3 separate regions of the Mus musculus genome follow, and regions 1 and 3 are each linked to region 2. Evidence: chromatin loops called from intact Hi-C (ENCODE). Cell type or tissue: left cerebral cortex. All regions are shown on one strand. Region 1 has its middle 27 kb from the start of 1700029M03Rik. Region 2 overlaps Xcl1 (chemokine (C motif) ligand 1). Region 3 overlaps Gm51669 (a long non-coding RNA gene).

Region 1 (8,000 bases), 60 kb after region 2:
GGCTCTGCAGTCCTTTTTTAAATGCCCTGGTTTGCCACAATTAAAGCAAAGTTTGAGCTCCACTGAGTCTGAGCGCCTCTGCCCCTGCAGAATGGCGGCTGACAATCCAGCATTAGTAAGCGGCCCGGCAAACCTTTAACCAGTCCTGTAACCCCTTACTCTTTCTAGGTGTGATTGCTGATCTACATTCCTGTGTAGCTTGTTCATAAACCAACTGTTCAATTAAAGGCATAGCTGCCTCTGGGTCTCCAAATATCCTCCCTGCTGCCTCCGTGATTCTGGCCACAAAATCTGAGAATGACTCCTGTGCGCCCTGGGTAATTCTTGTCAAATGTCCATTCGCATCCCCCTTCCTAGAGAGTGCTTTCCATGCCTTAACAGTGGCACCTGAGATCTGAGCGTACGCTCCCCAATGATAATATGTCTGGTTAGCAGCGTGCTGTCCCTGACCTGTAAGTAATTCAAAAGTCCGCGTTCTTTGGTCCCCTTCCATGGTGGTATTAGCCCTTGCCTGCGTCTGGCAGAAATCCTGCCATAATGCTTTCCACTCAAGATACATCCCCATATTTGGAACCACAGCTTTCACCACTGTTGTCCAATCTCCAGGAGTCATTGCCAAAGCCGCAAGCCTTTCGACTTGTCCTATAGTGAAATTGGCACTGACTCCATAGTTACGGACAGACTCAGCAAGCTCCTTAATCTGTATATACTCCACCGGAGTGTGAACTCACCCTCCCTCGGCTCCTTCAAAAACTGGAAATGCCTTTTGCATTTTCCTCTGTTCCTCTTTTGGAATGAATGAGTCTGAATGATACCTCTCCACATAAGACAGAGGTGCACTAGGACCCTGAAGCCGACAGTCCGGAGGCTGAGCAGCAAGCTGGCTTTCGACAGCCGCTTTTTGCCTTTTTCTGGACTGATTAGCTCGCATTTTATCTGGCTGGTACCTTTCTCCCTCATAACGAGCTGCTTCCTCCTCCAAGTCCGTTTCCTCAGAGGGGCTAAGTCCCTCATCTGATTCTGAGCTACTAAGAGCTAGGTCCTTAAACTCATCTAGTGGCGGGTATAGGTTCCTTCTCCTAGGGACCTCCACTGATTGATCTTTCTTCTTCTCTTTTTCCTTCTCCTTCCTTCCAAACTCACCCTGGGTATTCTTTCCTGACATTATCTTTTCCTTGGGCTCAAGGTCCGTGGAAAGGCCTGTATGCTTAATTGGTGCACCATGTGTCCATTTTGTTCCTAATCTCTCTCCCCGCTCTACCTCTGATAGACTGTCTTGAATTTCATCCAGAATTCTCTGCCCTGCCTTAACCACTTGTTGACATTCCTTGTCCTTTAAGCACGATCTTATCAGCTTCCACAACGACATGGTTCCTGCTTTAAGTTTGCCATTCTCCAGTTCCCTAACTAAATCTCCCTTGAGTTTCTCCCAAGAGGGGATAGTTAAGGACCCTGAGCATGCAAACCACGGTGCTATGCAATCTACCTCTTTTACAAAGCCTTCTAGTGTCTTGGTGGCGACTTTCAAGCCACGCTGCTTCAGGACCGACCGTAAGGCGGTCACCACAGAGTGGGAGATCCCCATACTGGTCACTGTCCAGGCGTGACCGCGACTGAGAACCAGTCAGCAATACTGGTCACTGTCCAGGCCTGACCGCGACTGAGAACCAGTCAACAATACTGGTTGCTGTCCAGGCCTGACCGCGACTGAGAACCAGTCAGCAATACCACCAGTGGAAGCAAAATGAAACCGAAAGGAAAGGAATAATCTAATCGCCGTGAAAACAATGAAAAGGGCGTCTAACTCTGGAGAAATTTCAAGACTGTACGTACCTTGCAGAGCTGTAAAGTGTCCCGTAGTTCTGAACCCGCCCCGTGAAACGGGGGTCTCCTATCAGCGCCTAGTGATGATAAATTCCCGGGTTTCTCAGCGCCACTTCTTGCCTGAGCTAGTATCTCGCCGGCAAGAATTCACTCGGACAACCGGATCCTTCTACGGCAAAGCTTTTATTGCTTCAACATAAGGAAGACCCCAAACCTGGAAAATGGTGCTGCTTAGATAGCCCGCAGCGTGACGTTTCAGCACCTGATGTGGCGTGACAGCACAGCACCTGATTAGTTGCTCACCCATCACCCCATTACTACGCCCCGATATGGGCAGTGACTGGGTGTGGATTTACTCTTGCACTTGCGCATAAGACTTGTTTACTAGTTAGGCGCAGTGGAAGCCAGCGCCATCTTATAATGGCGATTGCTCACGGCACGGCTCTCCACATCTATAAAGGCATTTTCAGAGAGATTTAGCTGAAGAAGGAAGACCTACAATGAGTGTCGGCAGCAGCATCCCATTGGCTGGAATTTCAGTTGAAGAAATAAGAAGATACAAGTGGGGCACCCTCATCCATCCCTCTCAGCTTCCTGACTGAGGACTCAGTGTCACCAATCACCTCCCTCCATTGCTGCCATGCTTTCCCTGTCACGATGGACTCTGTCCCTCTTGACTGTGAGCCAAAATACACTCCTCATTTCTTAAGGTATTTTGGTCCAATCCTTTATCACAGCAAGAAGAAAGAAAACTAATTCAATCTGGAATCCAAGAGGAATGAATGATCCCTAATACACCTCACAATCAACTTCGTGGTTTCTGGGCTGCCAGTTTTAGCCTAATTGGCTCTTAGTGGGAACTTGGAATAGATCATTTGGCATTGCCCAGGGGAAGGGCTTAGAAAGACACATATTAGTGCTGCGTGCAATGTCTTCCTCTGGAGTAACCTTACACTGCAAAACAAGATCAAACACCACTCACCTCTTCACAAATCTAAATATGGTCATGGCTTCTCTGGGGACTAGTTGACTGGAGTGGAGAAGTTTCTAATCATAAATGACTCACGGGCCTCACAGGCTATGTCTAGTTCACCCTACTCACATACTCAGTACATCATTTCTGTTTTATAGGAAATTCTTATGTATGGATTACTTTTCACACAGACTAGTTTTATTTCCTCAGACTAAACACCAGGGCCTTCAGAATGGAGATTAAGTATCACTAATGCAATGTTCCAAATAATGAAGTTTCAAGTCAGATTAAATGACTGGAATTGGCTCTCTAATGCTTAGAACTCGCAGGGAGCTAGGAAACAAGAGAGGCAAGGTAACAGTAAGGACATGCACCCAGGCTTCCAGCTTTGGTACAGAATGAGTCGCAACACTCGTCTGACTGCCTGGCAAGCCTTAGGCAAAGATGTACAAGCTTAAGCTAATAGAACCTTTAACTTCGCTGCCTCAATTTACTCCATTTCAATTTACTGAAACAAATATGATCCAAGTCGAGAAGCACCACAACCAGGACTTCCAGCTCTGACCAAGACACAAAAACCTTCCTCTGAACTCAAGTTGACCTTTTTCTTGAGCCAAAAACACTGAGTGGAAACAAACATTAAAAAACAAAACAAAACAAAACAAAAAACAAACAACCCTGCAGCTTTATGGCTGGAAAGAATCTAAGCTAATCTCACCAATCCTTTTGCTTTACAGATTAGGGAACTGAGGTAAAGACTTCTTATTAGATGAAGTGCCCAGAGTTTTAGTCTAGTAAAGACAGAATCAGTGCTACTTGCCAGGTCTCTGGATTCAAGACTAAAGACTTGAATTAGATCCACAAACTTACACCCCAGCAATACTGCCATGCCAAGGACTCTCCACAATGCCAAACAACACATTTAACAAAATACTGCGTTTCAAATGAAACGGTTTCCTCAGGTCAGAAGAGAATCCCTTTGCCTGTCCCCATCAGTTCTGAAGCACTAGCCGGCTAACACCTATGAATATTTCTTCAGCATGCTCTAGAACACCATCATTTCATCCGGTCCTTCTCTTAATCTGATGAAGTGGGTACCATAGCTACCCACACTTTACTGAAAAGGAATCTCTGATGTCAAAATATAATTGGCCCTTGTTCTTACAGCAAGAGGTCTATGGTAAAAAAAAATACAGATATAGGCCACCTACCTTCCTGACCCAGCACTTAGTCATTATTATGCTGACAAAAGACTAACAAGAATATAATCCAAATTTAACCACAATGAGTAAGACTGAGCTCTGATCTCAATTTACTTTGTCCTCTGGGCTACTCAACATCTAAAATTCCAGTTCTCTAACCTATATCTGTCACCATAGGAGAAGATTCTACAGTCTCCTCCACTAGCTATCCTCTAAAGCCACCAAGCCAAGATTCTGCTGAGGCTGGGAAATCCTAGCATGTTGAAACCTCGGTCACCATGTGCTTCTCTGTGGCACCTGCTTGGGATCCAGGGCACATCAAGTCTCTAGAATGAAATTAGCATTTGCTCTCCTCCCACGCTCTGTTCTGCTAAATTATGCAAATGAGGGCTTTAGGACGTGTGAACAATCCTAAATGTTCTCTTAGGAAAGGGGAGGGAGGAACACAAACCACAAATCAGGCCTGTGTAGGCCTCAGGATTAAACATACAAAGGAAATGGTATATGTGTATTCCTTGGTTTAAAGCATGTTGGTTTATTTTTGTCTGTTATGGGTAGGATTATAAAAATGCTGTGTGTGTCTAATGGTACTAGGAGCCCCTTTTGTATCCAGTAATATAACAGCCCTTCTGAGGATCTCTGGTTCTGCCTTATGTCTCAGAAAAAGCAAGACCCCCTGTGGCCAGGAAATTAGTCTATATTTTCCAATAATCTCCCGTGTGTATTAACATGTTTGTATATTAACACATACCTGTGTGTTAAAATGCATGTGTTAATATACATCAACTCTCTATGATCCGAGATCTGTTAGTCTCTAATTAAAAGATGATGTTTCTACTGCTGAGATCAACTTCTTTCGAGAACAGGGGAAGAAAGGCTCTAGAAGGAGGGATACAAAAGGGGACCCAGGGAGTGCTTTGGTAATGATTCTGTGTTGTCTGTGATGTTCTCCAGTGTAGGCTGAAGAACTTGGGATAAGCAGAAGCAGATAGAGTGATAGAGCAAGAGGAAAAATGGGTGTGCAGTCTAAGTGGCATGGTTCTTCCCATAACCAGCCCCATAGAGCCTCATGCCAGCCCTGTGAGGAAGGTCCTTTAAGGGCTGCCTGGAATGATCTTGCAGGATGTGCCAGCTGAGGGAGCCAACAAGAGAGTCAAATCAAACCCACATTCAGTTTGCCAAGCTACAGTCGCACAGGCCAAAAGTATTGAGTTTCCAGCTCATACAAAAGTGTTATGTGAGCTGAAGTCTGCATATCATTGTCTCATTTACTGACAGAAAACTAAGACTGTAGATAGTGAGCCATTGGCCCAGGGTCACTGCAGTGCATTTTTTAGCAACAAATGAAAATCTATCTGCTCCCCATTTTGTTCCTTCTGCAAGATCGTCTTCATGTTTGATGAAATGGGAGAAAAAGACCATCAAGGAAACTCAAATCCAATGCATTGAACATCACCGGAAGTGCCTAGTGAAGTGTCTCTGAAATAAACAGAAAGTTCTGGAACAACACTAATTACAAGAAAGCACAATGACAGGCAGACACATACATTCCCCTTTATAGTCATAGAGTAACATTAATCAGCCATGTAACAGTGAAAGATCTTGTCTTCAGCAAAGACTGGAAAAAGAGCTTGTGACTGACAGCCCTAACAGTCAGGTGAAGAACTGAAAATCAAGCAGCACACAGTGGAGTCAAATGAGTTGTTTATGTTAAAGAGGAACGGGGAAACTCCACAGAGACACCCTGGGACTTGAACTTGGCCTTTAGAGTTTTAAATATATGTATATGTATGTGTGTGTGTATATATATATCTGTAGCATTTCTTTAAGAAGTTGTAAAACCCAGAGAAGTAAAACTTGAGCGTAGGCTCTGAGAGCCATCACTGTGCTGAGCAGTACCCTGAGCCATGAGCTGGGGAGAGATGACTGTGCCTCACCTTGGTCTGTGCTGGGCTTTCCAGCTGAAAAGACCCAGGCCACTACACCCCCTCCCTGGCCTGCTACCACCCCCAGCCAAATCTCTCTGCTGCTGAAGGTGTCATGTACATGACAAACAGAAAGGAAAATAGCTAGTAAAAATGCAGTAAGACTTAACAGATTGGGCTTTCCAGGCACTGGGGCACTCTGTCTTTTGTTGTTTGTGTGTTCTGTTGTTCGTTTGTGATCAGGGTATTTCTGTGTAGCCCTGAGCGTCCTGCAACTCATCCTGTAGACCAGGAAGGCCTCAGAGATCCACCTGCCTCTGCCTTCAGGGTGCTAGGATTAAAGGTGTGCTCACTATGCTGGCTTCAGCAGTACACCAAATTGGTCTGGGAGCAAGTGGGTGGAAAATGCCAGCTCTTCCTCTGAAGTGACTTAGACATAGCAGTGGTGCTGTGGTAAGGAGCTGGGGCCAGTTCTCTGCTGGGTACATTTGAGAAAGTGATTTCTGGTGGAGTTACTGTCTGGGTGATAATAACCAGATGGCACACCCAAAGTCAACAATGGGGCTCACGGGGACTGTAGCAAGCCTTGGGATGACCTCTCTTATCCTGCTCTATGTGAAAGGGAGAATGAGAATCGAGCATGCTACAATGCATACTCATTCTGTCCTTCTGGAACCATGTTCAGGAGGGATTTGCTCACCCTGCTTAAAAGACAGTAAATGGAGGCCCAGGCCACTCCTACTCCACTGAGATCACAAGAACCCTAAGGAACAAAGCCAGAAGTTTAACCCAACTTTTAAAGTTGATGTTCATTCCATTTAATGAGACAGCTTAGTGAGTTGATAAAGAACACAGAGACAGGGATCTGGCTGCTAGGATTTGAGGCCTGGTCTTGTTGGCTAGGAGACTCTGAGAAGCTTTTTAAACAAATCCTTACCTTCAATTCTTTAAATGTCATGTACAATAAAATAGTTAGGATCGTGTGTGTTGCTCAAGAGACCCACATAGTTGTGCCTGACATATAGAAAGTGTTATATAAGAACAATGTTAGAACCTCTGGTGGAATCACCATGCCTGAACTACAGAGCAATTGTGATAAAAACTACATGGTACTGGTATAGCGACAGACAAGTAGACCAATGGAATAGAATTGAAGACCCAGAAATAAACCCACACACCTATGGTCACTGGATCTTTGACAAGGGAGCTAAAACCATCCAGTGGAAAAAAGACAGCATTTTCAACAAATGGTGCTGGCACAACTGGCTGTTATCATGTAGAAGAATGTGAATTGATCCATTCCTATCTCCTTGTACTAAGGTCAAATCTAAGTGGATCAAGGAACTCCAATAAAACCAGAGACAGTGAAACTTATAGAGGAGAAAGTGGGGAAAAGCCTCGAAGATATGGGCACAGGGGAAAAATTCCTGAATAGAACAACAATGGCTTGTGCTGTAAGATCAAGAATCGACAAATGAGACCTCATAAAATTGCAAAGTTTCTATAAGGCAAAAGACACCATCAATAAGCCAAAAAGGCCACCAACAAATTGGGAAAGGATCTTTACCTATCCTAAATCAGATAGGGGACTAATATGCAATATATATAAAGAACTCAAGAAGGTGGACTCCAGAAAATCAAATAACCCCATTAAAAATGGGGCTCAGAGCTAAACAAAGAATTCTCACCTGAGGAATACTGAATGGCAGAGAAGCACCTCCCAAGTGCTGAGATTAAAGGTGTGTGCCACCACGCCTGGCTAAAAGAAGATTTAAAAAAAAAAATCTGAAAACTGAGAAAGAAGGGAATAGGAAGGTTTGGGGCTGGAGAGATGATCAGTCAGTGATGTACTGGCCATGCAAGCATGAGAACCACAGTTGGAGCCTCATCACCCAAAATGTCCTGGATGGTTTTTATTGTCAACTTGATGCAATTTAGAGTCATCTGGAAAGAATAATTTTGTTGAATAATTGTCTCAATCAAACTGACCTGTAGGGGTGTTTATGAGGTGTTTTCTCAATTGCTAATAGTTATAGCACATATATATGCACAGCCCACCATGGGTGGTATCAAACC
Region 2 (8,000 bases):
TGGAGAAACACTTCATCGAGTAAAAAGAAAAAGGCTGTTTAATCCTTCATCTTTACCCATAATTCAATGGTTTATCTGAACACACAGGAGACTATGATTAATAGCATGCTAATGTCATGGTATTATTTTTTTCAAAGTAAATACGACTCAAAATGAGCTCTCTACATTTCTAACTACCCTAAACCTTGATGAATTCCAGTCTTGAGCAAAGTGAGTTAAGCAACAATCTTTTTTGACTCTTTGGAAAAATACCGTATGCATGTTAGAAAGCATACATGTGTCAGAAATAGATAAACTGTATGACCTAAGTAGCCCTGTGCAACTGGTTTCTGATCAGCCACAGCATGCAGATTGCTCGAGACTTTGACATCCACCGCCTCCTGTGTCAGCCGATGCCAATCTATCACAGAAAACCTGGGCCTTTGTAGTTCTACTGGTCAGTTTCCCGTCACTATGACACAGAATCTGAGAAAATCAACATAAAGAAGAGAGTTTCGTTTGCCCCATAGCTTCAGAGGCTACTGGGCCCATGGCTACTGGGCCTCCTTTTCTGGGTTGCGATATGGCAAAATGTCAAGGTAAGGAGTGCTCGGTGGAACAAAGCTGTCTATCTCACAGCAACAAGAAGCCAAGAAAGGCAGAAGAAAAGACCGGGATCAAATACACCCTTCAAATGCAATTACTTACTCCTTCCATCTAGCTCCTACCTACCATGTTTCAATCACCTTCCAGTTTGATTATTTATTGTGAACTAAGCTACTAATGTGATCAGAGCTCTCAGGACGATTCTCCCTCTGAAAGGTTTCATCTCTGAGCACAGCTCCATGAGAGACCAGGATCTTATCACTCCCTTTAGCAACCCAAAGCGAGCTTTGGGGGCCATTTCAGTTTCAAAACAGAACAATATATTCATTTTTGATACAAATGCAAGCATACAGTATACAAATAAGCACAGCTTTACTGGCAAATATGAAAGGATTGCTGCTCTGAATTGCAGCTATGAGAAACATCTGCTGCTAACCATCAATTTTTGATTAATTCTGATTCCTTGAGACTCAACACAGCTTCTTCCAAACACACATGACATAAAGTGTGAGCATTATAAAATGCTAGTAACTTAGGGAAATATCAGTCAAAGAAGAATAGGTTTTTTGTCTTTTTTGTTTTTGCTTTTGTTTTTTTGTTTTTGTTTTGTTTTGTTTTTTCAAGACAGGGTTTCTCTGTATAGTCCTGGCTGTCCTGGAACTCACTCTGTAGATCAGGCTGGCCTCGAACTCAGAAATTTGACTGCCTCTGCCTCCCAAGTGCTGGGATTAAAGGCTTGCGCCACCACGCCCGGCTATCAAAGAAGAATAGTAAGAAGAACCACAAAAATAATTCAGATAATTGTGACATTATACTAATAATCAACTTTCTGATCCCATAAGTTAAGTAACAACATCAGGGAATTTATTGGCTCCAGATGTCAAGTTAATGGCACCAATGTATAAACAAACACTTTCTCCTTTCTGTCCATTTAGTAATTGTGCTGGCTGGTTTTATGTTAACTTGACACAAGCTAAAGTCATATGAGATGAAGGACTCTCAATTAAGAAAATGCCTCCATAAGATCTATCTGTAAGCAAGCCTGTAGGGCATTGCCTTAAGTAGTGATTGATGGAGGAGGGCCCAGCCCATGGTGGGTGGTGTCATCCCTGGACTGCTAGATCTGAGTTCTATATGAAAACAGGCTGAGCAAGCCATGAGGAGCAAGCCAGTAAGCAGCATCCATCAAAGGCCTCTGCATCAGCTCCTGCCTCTAGGATCCTGCCCTGTTTGTGTTCCTGTCTAGCTTCCTTCAGTGATATACTACAACATGGAAATAAACCCTTTCTTTTTGTCATGCTTTTTCACTGTAGCAACAGCAATCCTGACAAGTACACTGATATATACCTCAAAGCCCAACACTATAGGTCTTGTATGAAGTTGCCCTTCATTGCAACATGAATCTTCCCAAACTAGAGAGCAGCATCTCTGTCAGAGTCTTTTAAAAAATGTACAATCACCCTTACTCCACTCCACTTACTATATGGTTATCAGTGTCCTTTGCCTTTTCTGCTCTTAGATCTGTGTCCATACACAGCTACTATCTAAAGGACTCATTGGAGGCCATACCAGCAGTCCTTTTTGTATCTCTAATGTAACAACAGAATTGAGCAGAGACCACGGGAAGGCCTTGTTGTAAGTATAGATTCCTAAACCAAGAACTTCCAGTAACATCTACAATTCAGGGCAGGATAAAACATTTGCTACACAATAGGCCTGGAAGTCGAGAGAAGTCTGATATAATTTGTCCAGTTCTCCTTTCACCTCTCCTTTACCCACACCCTCCATTCAATCTATTCAGAGAGAGGGCTCCACTCTTCCTTCCCACCACATTTAGTGAGACTATCACCTCACTCTGGCCGTGGGATCTTTATTTCTTCATGTTACAATGTGAAACTTCTCTTCGCCATCTTGACAAAAAAACAAACTTCCTGAGCAACGCCCCAAACTTCAGGAATATGCTACTTTTATTCTTTTTAATCCTGAAGACCAACTATTTGAAATAACTTAAAGAAAGAAGAGCATTTTTGTTTCATGGTCGCAGTACATGGCTCATCGGCTCCATTACCTGGCATCTGAGGTAGGACAGTTATTATGGGATTAGAGTGTGTGACAGAGCCGATCACATTGTGGTGATCCAGAAGGAAGCAGAAACGAGGGTCAGGCCACAAGATGCATCTTTCTAGTTTTAAACACTTCCCAATGTCAGAATAGGATGAGTTCATCAAGGAGTTAATCCATTCGTTAGGTCAGAACCCTATGTATTCAATCACATCCCCAAAACCTACCAGCTGGCACCAAGTCTTCCATAATGAGCCCATGGAGGGCAGATCAGAGTCAAAGAGAAGGGTGATTATTCAGTCTCAGTAATTATGCTGAGCAACATGGTTTGCCAGGAAATCAAGACACATCTCCTGCCTTTCACCCTCAGGTCTCCCAGTCTCCATTCTAATGTATACTAGCTCCCACCAAAGGGAGGGATTCAAGTCCTGGGGTCCCTCCTTCCCATCATCATCCTCCCTACAATCCCCCCACCCGCCTGTGTCCCAGATGCCCATCCCAAGCCTTTGCCTTCACCTCATTTGTCTTTTCTCTCATTACAGATTCATCTCTTGGCTCCTGTCTGCCTCCCACTGCTGTGTGACAAATCCCTTCTAAAATAGTGCCGGTGACTCACCAGTGGATACATTTTTCATTTGTATGTCCCTGTCTCCCAACCCCCAAAGAGCATCAAGAGTTTCACAGATATTCAGTCTTTTTTTTTTTCTTTTTCTTTTTCTTTTTCTTTTTTTTTTTTTTTTTTTTTTTTTTTTTTTTTTTTGCCCGTTCATCTAAAAAAGGATTGCCTGTCATAGGGAAATTAAAAAAAAAATGTAGCTTGGGCTTTGTCTGGATTGCGTGCATATCAAGCTGATACAGTGTAGCTGGACTTCGCCTACTTTATGGGTTCTTCTTTTTCCCATCCTTTATCTACCTCCCCCCCCCACACACACACACATTTTACTCCCTAACACTAGATACGAAAGAAACAAGGATAGAGGGGAGGGAGGAATTAGGAAAATCCCTGAATCTGATTCCTTTCCTTTTGTTTCTTCTTTAACCACAGCTACTAACAAACTGCAACCAACCTCCCTAAATGACCAAGAACCACCACCTCCTGGGGCCATACCATTTAAACACCCTCTGAAAAGTCCCCAGAATTCCACTTGTCATGCTATCACAGAAACTCTCTGCAGCTGGCAAAACCACACCTCTGCTAGAGCACAAGGCAAATCACAGTCAGCTCCGGACAGTCCAAGGCAGCCCCGAATCCCTACATCTGGGATTAAAATGAAAGCAGTCTCATAATACTTCGGTGGTTTTTAAAGAAATCAAAATCCCAAAATTGTCACTACAATACACAGTGCTTTTCTCCACAGCACTCTCCTTTCTTGTCTCCCTCTTCCTGGTGATTATAGTTTCCAAGGGGCTCACCAGAACTCATAGCAGAAATTATTAGACCAAAATCTTACCAATCAACTGTGCTGCTTCTTAACCACTCACCCGAGCTGCAAACCTCAAAAGGGCCTCAGTAGGTAGCCAGACCATCGCTGCCTTGCACATATCCCTAACCTCTCCCTGACTCCAGTGCAGACCAATGCACTATCAGTTCCCATTGTTCTCAACCATTTCCTACCTTCTTCTAAGTCAGTAGTTCACAACTCCTAATGCTGAGACCCTTTATCTTGCAGTGACCCTGCAACCAGAAGATATTAAGGGGGAAAAAAAAGCCTTCATGCCTGCAAATGTTGCTACTGTTATGAATCAAATTGTAAATATCTGTGTTTTCTGATGGTCTTAGGTGACTCCTGTGAAAGGGGCGTTGGGGTCGCGACCCATAGGTTGAGAACTACTGCTCTAAGCAACTATTCTAAACTTGGATGCATCATGTTGTCTTCTGAGCCCCTTTCCCCCTGCCCCTGTGCCCCCCCCCGTTCCCACCCCCGCCCCCACCCCATCCCTCAGGACCTTTCAAATCTGACCTCAACCTACCCTTCCTCTCTGCACTCTCTACCCCTCTCACCCAGAAGCAGTTTCCCTCAATTTCTTTACTGCCGTTCTTCTGGCAAAGATACCCACCCCATCATTTATTCCTGGCAAGTTCACTTTCTGGCTTAAAGGCACAATTCTTATGTCATCTCTTCTGTACAGAACCTTTAAAAAAAAAATCAACTTTCCAAGAGTGTATTTTGGTGCACTCATCAAACACCTTACCTATGTCATTTTCTCAGTAATAAAATCGGAGTCATATCCCAAGATTCAGCTCTTTCCTCCTTTGTGGGTTTTCAACCATTAAGCATTGAGCATGTATTAGACGTGTGTGTGTGTGTGTGTGCGCGCGCGTGCATGTGAGTTTATATTCATAAAAGTTTGTATTCATAAAAACTTACTGGAAACCTAGCATGATCAGATATTATACTATATATTAGGTGGATATCAAGTACACAGCCCCAACTTCAACTCCTAAGACAAATCAAATAGAATGATATTTCAGGGAAATGTAAGCAATAATAGAGATAAGCCCAGGAACTCATTAGGCCCTTGGGGGAACCTAATCTGGACAAATACCATCAGATGAGAGAAGTCTTGAGTTTGGTTGTCTGAGATACCCAACTAAGAATGACTTTGGTGACTGTCACAGTCCTTTGTGACAGCTGAGTAGATCCTATTCCCACACACTCTGCAGGAGCTCAATAAACACTCTGGAACTTAATAAATCAAAGTAGGCTGTGTTAGGATTCTCTAAAAGTGCACTAATGTGGCATGTATTCTTTCTCATTCTTAATTGCTACTTCATGTAGGAAATTAGCTCCCGTTTTTGTCTACAGTTCTGATCTTAGCCTAGCCAGCAAATAATGCAAACCCTAAGATAAACCCCATAAGTATGATTTTCTTGTGCCCTGGTCCTGGTTCTCAGCAGCAGAGGAAACTGGAGAGGAGTTGTTCACTTGGGCACTTGGCATAGAGCACAGCTGAGCCCACCAGGTCAAGTTCAAAGGTCTCTAAGTCCAGAGTCACCTGCTTTTGTCTTCTTAGCTCTTGTCTTGCTCTTGATAATCTGCTTTCCACCAATCAACCAGTAGAATCCCCACCACCACCACCACCATAGACTTTAAATGAAGTGGTCTCGGAGACAGGGCCTTCCTGGGTGTTCACTGTCTCTCTGACTTCCCTTTGCCCCTGTGGATTGCTGTGTAGCCTCCATTTTGTTTCTTGGGTATAGCAAATGTCTCAACCTCCCTAGCACATCAAGATCTTTCTCCCCATCAGTCTTTCATGCGTGCTATTTGTTTGTCTTGCCAGGAATGTACTGGAACCCGACAACTGTCTCATCCCTCTGGTCTTGTGTTATTTCCAGGATAAAAGCTATTCTGACCTTCCCTATATGCTAAGATCTTAACAAATTTGCTCCAGTGCACCCAAGACTCTTGCTCTGGATATGTTTTTGTTATCACACTACAAGCTTCCTTTAGTTGTGGGACCAGAGACAGATGTCTGGTTTTACCTCTGCACTGCTATGATCTGCAAAGGCCTGGGGATGCAAAGGCTTGAGGAGTAGGGGAAAGAAGGCCCCAGTTCTATCAAAATGAAGAGGGACTTTTTCTGCTCGCTGCTAGATGTTCAGCTCTGGGACATATAAGCCCCTTAGTAAGTGGTAATTTAATAAATTAATTATGAAGTAAGGAAGGGGATAACATAAGAATAAATAAGAATACTGTGTCTACTTAAGTCATCTGGTCATTATGCCCTCTTGTATAGTAAGGTCCCGGGAGAACTGACTTCTGAAGAGAATGCAGAACTTCAAACACAGAGCCTCATTTCCAACTGTTCCGTCTGAATTCTGCCTAGCAATGATCAAAGACCTTCAGGAAAGCTAATGAATCTTTTTTATGTGTGTTGTTTTGTCTTTAACTCAGATTTATCATGTGATTAAGTGAACCATCATTAGTTAAGCAAGAAAGTATCCTTCATTACTTATTAAAGCCAAAATATCTGGTAAGCAAAATTCTTTAAAACTGAGAAATCAAACAATATTTATTTCAGTTGTTAATCTCGTTACTATTATGATTCTCTAGGGACTAGGAGTCATTCGGAAGGCATAATATATAATTAAAGCAGAAAATCGGGGATCAAGAGATGGGGCAGTTGTAAGGCACTTGCTGGTTTTCCAGGGGGTCCGGGTTCATTTACCAGCATCAGGCATCACTGTAACTTCACTTCTAGGGGGTCTGATGCTCTCTTGTCTTCCTAGACATCTGTATACATGTGGCCCACATAACCTCACAAAGGCACATACACACATAGATTAAAAATGAATTAATAAACTATTTTTAAAAACAAAGAAATCACTCTGTCCATCTTCTGTGACCTTGTTAGTTTTCTATCTCCTAAGGAAGGTGTTGTTGCGTGTTAAGCTCTTGTCTCTTTGAACACATCTTTGAAAATCACAGTGGATGAATGACAAGCGAAAAGAATAGATGACCAGACCTTTTGCTGGGAGGTAACATTCTAGTTGTTTCTACTCTGGATCTCTGGTCTACTCTGTCTAAAGGTTCTTAGCATTTATCGCTCAATGTCTCCTCCAGAATTCTTCAACTCAACTACAAGGATAAGGCCAGTTCTTGTTCTTCATCAGCTTCTTGGATACTAGAACCATAAAATGGAGCCAGATCATTGAGAGAGGTTCCATGTGACAATGTTTGGGAGTATTAGGAGCCCATAGGTAGCAACGTGGAGTTTAGACAATGGTAACCGGAGGTTATTGCCTAATTCACAAAGCATTGACTTTTACGTGAACAGCCTACCAAGAGGTAAGAGATTCTGCCTGAAGTCAAGCCTGAGCAGAGCCTCTTTCTGAGCTGTTATCCCTCAGAGTGGGAACTGGGGACAGCTGGATGATTTCTCAACACTTTTATAAATAATACTCTACTAGGAAACTGAAATAGATCGAGCGTTGTCACTGGCACAGCAAAACCCTGTAACTTGTTTTTGGAGACTGTTACAAGCTGAACTTAAGAACGATGGAGGCAGCTTCCGACTCTAGCAAACACTGATCCAAATGTTTTTCATTGTGGAGATCTGAGGTCCGAGAGAGAGAGACAGAGAGAGAGAGAGACAGAGACAGAGACAGACATACAGAGAGAGACAAGGAGAGAGAGAGGAGACAGAGAGATCAATGAGAGAGAAATAAAACAAATGATAAAGAAAACCTTTCCCTTTATATAATAAATCAAATATAGGGCCATCATCAATAATAAATATTTATTACTTATAACATTTGAAATGAATGTGAATGTCGTTAAAAATAAAAATAAGTATTTGTGCAATGGGTTTGGGAACTGAGATGAGCTGCTTAACGAGTGAGGAAACATTGT
Region 3 (8,000 bases), 88 kb after region 2:
TAAGACTGTTGTTATGGGGCAAGATGTTAACTCTGAACCATCGAATCAACTGGAGGGTGTAGGGCATGTGGTTTAATCTCCGTGGGGTTCAGTCTCTGCATCCATAACTATGAGACTTCAAAACTGCTTACCTTTTGGCTTTAAATGAAAGACTCAGCGGAGTAGTATGGAAGAACTGAGTGTAAGTTGTGATAGCAGGTTCCTAACAGGTGTCAGTTATTGTTACAACTGTCCTGCCTCAGTGTTGCCCTTCTGATGGTACTTAATAAGAGACACTGGAGAGAGGTGTGGGGAGGGTTTCATCTCCATCCCAGCTCAGGCAACACCAGGGTTCCCAGTATCCTAAACAAATGTTAGCAACTGAAGACCAGTTCTTATGGTCCTGACTCATTTTTTTTGTCCCAATCTCTCCTGAGGAACAGACAGGAGAGATGTCATCACTTTCCTCTGAGAGAATAGGGAGGTGAGGCAGTGAGGGACCATTGCCTGCTCTGAGCTCTGTTTTGTTGTTGTTGTTTTAAGTATATGGAAAAGCAAGAATTCTGAGGATGAGGCATGGCCCAAAGAGCCAAGGAAACCAGCTGAGTCCTGAAGGCTGTGGCAGCAGTGTAGTCATGGCAGTCTGGAGATGGGGTGGGCTAAGGGGAGCATGAGACATTGGCTTTAGAGTAAGTGGTAGGAGGCCTAAATATGATTCCAGCTCTACTCTGACTCTTCTCAATTGGAAAGCCAAAGCTATCCTTTGACTTTACTTCTTTAGCTTTGCCAAAAAAAGAAAAAAGAAGAAGAAGAAGAAGAAGAAGAAGAAGAAAGAAAGAAAGAAAGAAAGAAAGAAAGAAAGAAAGAAAGAAAGAAAGAAAGAAAGAAAGAAAGAAAGAAAGAGAAATCAAATTTAATTCAAACGAATGGAACTATTTCAAGAACTCTCAAAATGAGGTTGTCTGCAACTGTAAGTGAGCAAGAAACCCAACATGAGCTGTTCCCACAGCCTCCCTGATGCAGATCCAAGAAGAATAAAGTACTCCAGGGCACAGGAGAGGCAGCCCCAAGGTGCTGACCAAGAAACAGAAGGCAGGGCAGGGCAGGGCAGGGCAAGAGGCTTGTGCCATAAATAACAGGATGCTCGCAGGAGGGAGGACAGGTGAGAACTATCACAGGGTCTACAGCAAGTGCACCACTCTGAGGCAGCTGACATGTCCTGGGCTTTCTGCCAGCTGACCGTCCGCTGCTCAGAAACCACAGTGGAAAGCAATTTCCATCCTTCAGATTCCTGTCAACCTGGTCCTCTGCCCACTCAGTTTTGCCTCCCTTTGTACTTTCAAAAAAAATAATATATATATATATATATATATATATATATATATATATATATATACCCAGACTCAATTGGAATAGGGATCATCTCTTCCCAACTAATTAGCCAGACACTTCAGAGATGTCCAGTTGACAATGCCCACCAGAGCCTGGGCATACAGTGTTCACCTTCTACCGAACCCTGTGTCCTGTAGTCTGAAATTTGACCCTCACTGTGGACAGATGGAGAATCATTCACCTTCCTATTGTTTTCAACCCACTTTCCCTCAAAAACCCTGCATCCCTACTCTTGAGATAGGGCTTCTTTGGGTCGCAAAGACAAAGACACAGGTTCGTCAGGACTAGATTATATATTTGTTCTGACAACGAGCACAATTTCTCATTGTCATTCTGGGGAAAGCTAGCTATAGTCTATGTCAGCCCTCCCATTGTGCTGACCTGGGGAAGTGGATATCAAACAGTAAAGCTTCCCTGGAACAGAGGGTAGATGAGCACTGGACTGCACATATCAGTAATTCTTCATTCACCTAAATTGCTGTCAGTGGAACATCTAACAACATGACAGGATACAAGGTCTCCCTACTCAAGACAACCAATCTTCAGCCAAAAAGGACATCATAGTACAGTGTGGCCAGTGCCACAGGGGAAGAGTCAAGAGAGAATGTCTTTGTCCCAAAGATAAGACAAAGGAATAACTCAAGTTATGGGATTGAGGGTCCTTCCTGGAAAGGAGGAAGACCCACACTTGAGATATAGCCAGCCCTTGCCACACAGAAGCATCTTAAGTGAATCTTTGCTTGCTTCAAACACATGAGAGGGGAGGGAAGAGAAAATCCAATCATTATGCAGCACTGTGGTCCCTCATTCTACACAGTGACTTCCTTGTGAGCCAGCAAGGACAGGAAGTTGCTGATAAGTACCCTGTGTCTTACAGACTTCCCGTAAGCAGAGAGCCAACTTGGGCTGGTGGACCAGAGACAGGATTTACAAAAAGAACTGCTTCCTGCGTATATCAAGGTCTCTCCAGTAAGAAGAGAAAAACAATGTCAAAAATAAGATGAATATCTATCAAATTAGTGGAGCACACACACACACACACACAAATTAGACATAATTCCCTAGATCCTAGTGCTAGCTAACATACTCTTACAGTGTCACTCTGTATGAAGGTGTCAACAGGAGTTCATGGACGTCCATAAACAACTGGCCTTGATCTTGATGCTATCTTTGAGTCCAGTGGTCTTCCCTACACTGTCCTCCTCCTCTGGAGCTGTCCTTCTACATGTCCTTAGCTGCCATGTCAGCACCCTATACAGGAGTTTCCCACTCTATCTTCCCTGCTTAAGGATGCCTCAGATTGCAGAAGAGATAGCCATGCATGGTGGTGAGAGACTGTGCCCCCTCCACACACACAAAAGGAAGGAAAGGAGAGAGGAAGGAAGGAAGGAAGGAAGGAAGGAAGGAAGGAAGGAAGGAGAGAGAGAGAGAGAGAGAGAGAGAGAGAGAGAGAGAGAGAGAGAGAAAGGAAGGAAGGAAGGAAGGAAGGAAGGAAGGAAGGAAGGAAGGAAGGAAGGAAGAAAGAAAGAAAGAAAGAAAGAAAGAAAGAAAGAAAGAAAGAAAGAAAGAAAGAGAGAAAGAAAGAGAGAAAGAGAGAAAGAGAGAAAGAGAGAAAAGAGAAAAGCAGAAGAGAGCAACCTAGAGCCAAAGTACCACAGACTGAAGCCTAATTGTGGCTGTAGGAAGGAAGCAGACCAGATCAAGGGGAGATCCTTCCATTGTGGGGTTGCAATATTTCACTTTCCAGCCAGAGAGAAGCTGTGGGCTTCACTGATTGCAGTAGAGATAAGAGGAGAAGCAGCCTTTGTGTCTGGCTCCTTTTTGTGTTTCCATTCCACTCTGTCTGCTATCAATGTTCATGATCTATTTGGCATCGTCTCCTAGGTACAACCTAAGTAGGTCCCAGAAGATACTCCAAGTAAACACAAATCTGATTTCCAACTACTGGGAAAAGAAGAGCACAAGCTGTCAAGAAGGCAGGGCAAACAAAGGAGTGCTCGTGGGGCTGACTTGGCCAACGTCATACCATCGCTCACACAAGAAAACGCTGCAGGACCAGTGATGAAATGCTCCCTAAAAGGGAACTCCACCATCTACATGAGACCCTAAGCATCTCCTTCCAGGGCCACGTTGCCAAGTTCTATTACCTGTCTACACATGATTGCCAAGCCTCCCCTTCATGGGCCACTGTGCCAACCTCTGCCATCTACTCACGATCCCAAAGCTTCCCCCGTGGACTACTTTATTACAGCATCTGAAACTCTCCTGTCATCCTACATCTTTAAATCATAATTCCATGCAATTTTATTTACCCCTTTTATGACATTTCGCAATGTCTGTCTTGACACTTTATCTTGACATGTACTTCAAGGTAATATTTCTGGGGTAAGAAACCCTCAATTGTGACTTTAAATTTCTGTTCCTATAATAGTTACCTAATGTGCATGCCTTTCTTATTTTGAAGACTATGTAGTTCAGACACTTCCAATAGCCAGGAAAAAATCCTGGTACTCGTAGTTTATGTCACTATCCCTGAACTTTTTTTTTTTTTTTTTGATAATTCACTCCAGAAGTAAAAGTTCTAATCATGTGCTCACTTATATATTTTATATTTAAATAGTTATCCATACATAGAGTAAATGTTTTAGAGCTGAATTTATTAAATATTCATAGAACCAGAAGTTCCTTTTTTTTTTTAAACTTCTATACCACAGTAGATTTTCTTCCATAAAGGATGCTTGTGCCTGATTTGGAGGCTATAATTTTAAAAAATAAAGGCGCTTTATTTATCCTTTTTCTTATTAATGTAAATGAATTTCTAACAAGAAGCAACACAGAAAAAAAGAAGATTTATGTTGGCTCATGATTTGAGTCCACCGTGGTAGGGAAGAATGGTAGCTCTACAGCATATAGCAGCTTGACCACAACTCAGTGGCTGAGGAGAGAAAGACTAGGGCTGAGCCAGGTCCTAACCTCCAAATATCACCCCTAGGCAACTTCCTCCAGCCAAGCCCTACTTCCGAGGGATCTTCCCTCTCCCAGGTAGCATAATCTGCAGAGAGCCAAGTGATCAAAACTCATGAGACTGCGAGTGCTATTTTATATCCAAACCAGAGGAGATGCCTCATCACTCCTGCAGTGACAGTAGCAGCATTTCTAGCCCACTCAGTAGAACCTGATGCTAACAGATGCTTGCACAAGGTCCTCTCAGCCCATAGAACAGAACTCTCCTGCTAACTTAATGAGTGCTATACATAAAATAAATAAGCTCAAAAAATGATTCTAGCCACTCATTCCAGCCTCTCCTTTTTTTATTGGATATTTTATTTATTTACATTTCAAATGTTATCCCCTTTTCTGGTTCCCCCCTGCAAACACCCTAGCCCATCCTCCCCTCCCCCTGCTCCTATGAGGGTGCTCCTCTACCTACTCCCACCTTACCGCCCTGGCATTCCCCTACACTGGGGCATCGAGCCTTCACAGAACCAAGGGCCTCTCCTCCCATTGATGCTAGATAAGGCCATCCTCTGCTACATATGAGACTGGAGCCATGGGTCACTCCATGCATTCTTTGGTTGGTGGTTTAGTCCCTGAGAGCTCTGAGCAGTCTGGTTGGTTGATCGTGTTCTTCCTGTGAGGTTGCAAACCCCTTCAGCTCCTTCAGTTCTTCCCCTAACTCCTCCATTTGGGGAGAGGGGAGGGTCCCTGTGCTCAGTCTGATGGTTGGCTGCAAGCATCCACATCTGTATTGGTCAGGCTCTGGGAAAGCCTCTCAGGAGAGAGGCTCTTGTCTGCAAGCACTTCTTGCCATCTGCAATCGTGTTTGGGTTTGGTGTGTGCAGGTGGGATGGATCCCCAGGTGGGGCAGCCTCTGGAAGGGCTTTCCTTCAGTATCTGCTCCACTTTTTGTCCCTGTATTTCCTTTAGACAGGAGCAATTCTGGGATACAATTTTGGAGATGGGTGGGTGGCTCTGTCCCTCAACCGGAGGTGGGGGGCCCAATCTATCCTTTTTCCAGCACATGATTTCGCACTGCCCAACTGACAACCTTCTTTGACCAATCCTTTGTAGGAGCATCAGTGAACAGTGAAAGGGATCCAGGTCATAAAGGAGGAATGCACGTGTTCCCAAACGAGGAGGCTGTTTTTAAATGGCCAGCAGTAGACGGGAGAGTTATCGTTCAGTTAGACAACCTAAGAACCAACTCTGAGGCCCCTGGGCATCATTGCTCATGCAGATTGGTCAATTCATAAGTAGAAAATAATTAGATTAGAAGGCCTGTTTAGGTTAGAGAAGGAAGAGAGTCTATTTCCCTGTAACTCTAATAGAGCCTTTTTCTATAAATTATAAACATGAGAGAGAGAGAGAGAGAATAGTCATTAACATTAAGCAGGTCCCTGCAGGTTCTCAATAAAAAGATATTCTGTAGAGATCCACCCAGCTGTTCTGACTTCACACTTCTCAAGTGCAGTGCTTCAGATGAAACACGTAAACATGGGTGGAACAAAGCAAGGGGCAGGCAGAAGGAACCCGCTACCTGGCAGAGGCTGCATACAGCAATGCAGCTGTCCAATCTGACACTCCCTAATAAAAACCACCTCCAAGGCCAGGCTCAGTCAAGTTCCCCACCCAGTGTTGACCAACCATACCTTCTGGGGTTGGAGACTGGTGAAAGGGCCTTGGTTGTAGACCTGCAGGCATGGGTAGGGCTCAGCACTGCCCCCAAGGTGTTCATAGACTCTAGGGTTTGTGGGGAAAGAGACTTCCTTCTCCCCCATCAACTCTCCCCCTCCCCGCCGTTTTGGTTTTTTTGAGACATGGTTTCTCTGTGTAGCCCTGACTGTCCTGGAACTAACTCGGTAAACCAGGCTGGCCTCAGACTCAGAGATCTGCCTGCTTCTGCCTCTTGGGTGATAAGATTAAAGGTGGGAGCCACTACCTTTAAGAGACTTTTTAAAGGGTCCATTTGCTGTCTGAACTCTGAAGTAGCCTCAGAGGTAGGGTGAGGGGGTAGCAGCCATGTGATCTTACATGGCCACTCTTGGAGTCATTTTGACCTCCCTGTACTTATTAGTACTGGCTTTGAAAGAGATAATGCAAAATCCATTCCATGGAGCCCTCCTCTGAGTGAGGAGGGGAACAATGTCCCCAGGCTTTCAGAAATCAGGCTGCACAGTTACCATGGTAACCCTATTATAGTCCGGCAAGTACTCTCTGATGAAAACCTGGAAGCCAAATGGCAAATATGGCTAAGCATTACTGAAAGCCCTGCCGTTTATCATGTGGACCGTGTCATTTAACAATTGCTGAAATAACTCCAGAAGGCCTGACGTCACGAGAGGCTCAGAGGGGCATCCTTCGCCTTCTTGTTTATAGCAGCTGTGGGACATCATACATGCTGGTTTTCATACAAAGACCCACCCCAATCAAACCTTGCTCTTCCCAGTGAACAGGGTTTAAGCTTTGAACAGGTATTTATCAACCGTATTTGTCATTATACGGTCTTGAGGATACAGAGGTGAGCAAAGCAGAAAGTCCCAGTCTGCATGGAACAAGTATTCATTGGGAGTGGTATTGTGCAGGTATATAAAAATGGAGAGTTATGCCTTCAGGGTGGGTTGATGATCTCTAGAAAGATCCTTATAGGGATTGAGTCTAAGGCTGAGGGGTGACCCAGGGATCCTAGAACTCTGTGCTAACTCATATCAACTGGATCAAAGTAGGACGTGGTGGCTTTAGTATTAGAGTATATACTATTATCAAGCAATTTATACTTAGTATTATTGAATTATACAATACTATAGTATTTAGTATTATCTAGAAGTATAGTATTATATATAATATCGTATATTATAGAAACGGTGTATTTGGGGAAGAGGGAACAAGAGTCTCCGCAGAGGCGCACACACTTGTGGGCCTCTTTCTTCTTATTCTGATGATAACTGCCTCAGAATACAGACATTTCACCCAGGAGACGTGAGGCCTTAGCTCTGTAGGGGGCGGTTCTGATGCTTTGATTGGGAATTCCTGTGTGAATGCTGAAGGTCCTGTTCTTCAATTGGTTCTCGATCGATCAATAGAGATACCAGCAACCAATGGCTGGGCAGAGGAGGCGGAACTTCGAGGTTCCCGCAGGCAGGCTAGGAGATGCAAGATTGGAAAGGGAATTCACCTTGTTTCAGAGGGAGAGAGAGTCATCGGCCACATGAGATGTCCGGTGGAGTAGTCATTGGCTGCTTCCCCAGGCGGGAGATTAGAAACGCAACCAAGCTAAGGGCAGATTTACAGTGTTGAGCAATGAGTGAAGGTAAAAGCACGCTGGCTGCGGGAGCCTTAGAAGAGCCCAGCCGCTAAGCCATAAGGCAGGTTCAAAATGAGCTCTGTGTGTCTTTCATCTGCAGGTCCCTCGGAACCAGGGCAGTGGCTGGTAGCACAGTCTGCCTGGAGCTTAAAGCAGGGTAGTAGAAACTACATGCTACAAGCTCTCACTCCGTTCCTATAAAAAGATAACAAACAGTGGGCAGAATCACCAACATAACTTACGTGGAGACCGTCTTTTCCCACAGCTTTTACTGTTTGGGGAACTTTATTTTTCATTATTTCATCAAGTAAAAAAAAAAAATCCATCC

What was found. Peaks named below come from ENCODE experiments on the same cell type or tissue, not always from the same donor. Only the 100,000 strongest peaks of a DNase experiment are listed, where the experiment ranks them.
Region 1: a loop joins it to region 2, with 9 times the contacts of the local background. A loop is called at or near these places in 3 of 42 quality-filtered maps.
Region 3: a loop joins it to region 2, with 2.1 times the contacts of the local background. A loop is called at or near these places in 4 of 42 quality-filtered maps.

Annotation. Positions count from the first base shown.
Region 1 is chr1:164,984,037-164,992,036 of GRCm38, forward strand. No RefSeq gene overlaps it. Among named protein-coding and RNA genes, the nearest start is that of 1700029M03Rik, 27 kb to the left of the region's middle. In left cerebral cortex, no CTCF peak of the experiment used is centred here; DNase peaks (open chromatin) are centred at 880, 3,771, 4,306 and 5,146; H3K27ac peaks cover 2,067 bases.
Region 2 is chr1:164,923,774-164,931,773 of GRCm38, forward strand. Xcl1 (chemokine (C motif) ligand 1) reads right to left here. Exons shown (of 3, transcript NM_008510.2): 3 at 7,871-8,000. Among named protein-coding and RNA genes, the nearest start is that of Xcl1, 7.7 kb to the right of the region's middle. In left cerebral cortex, no CTCF peak of the experiment used is centred here; DNase peaks (open chromatin) are centred at 3,238, 3,674 and 7,523; H3K27ac peaks cover 2,381 bases.
Region 3 is chr1:165,011,419-165,019,418 of GRCm38, forward strand. The region is part of intron 5 of Gm51669 (a long non-coding RNA gene); the gene reads right to left. Among named protein-coding and RNA genes, the nearest start is that of Gm51669, 46 kb to the right of the region's middle. In left cerebral cortex, no CTCF peak of the experiment used is centred here; DNase peaks (open chromatin) are centred at 4,513, 6,563 and 7,470; H3K27ac peaks cover 437 bases.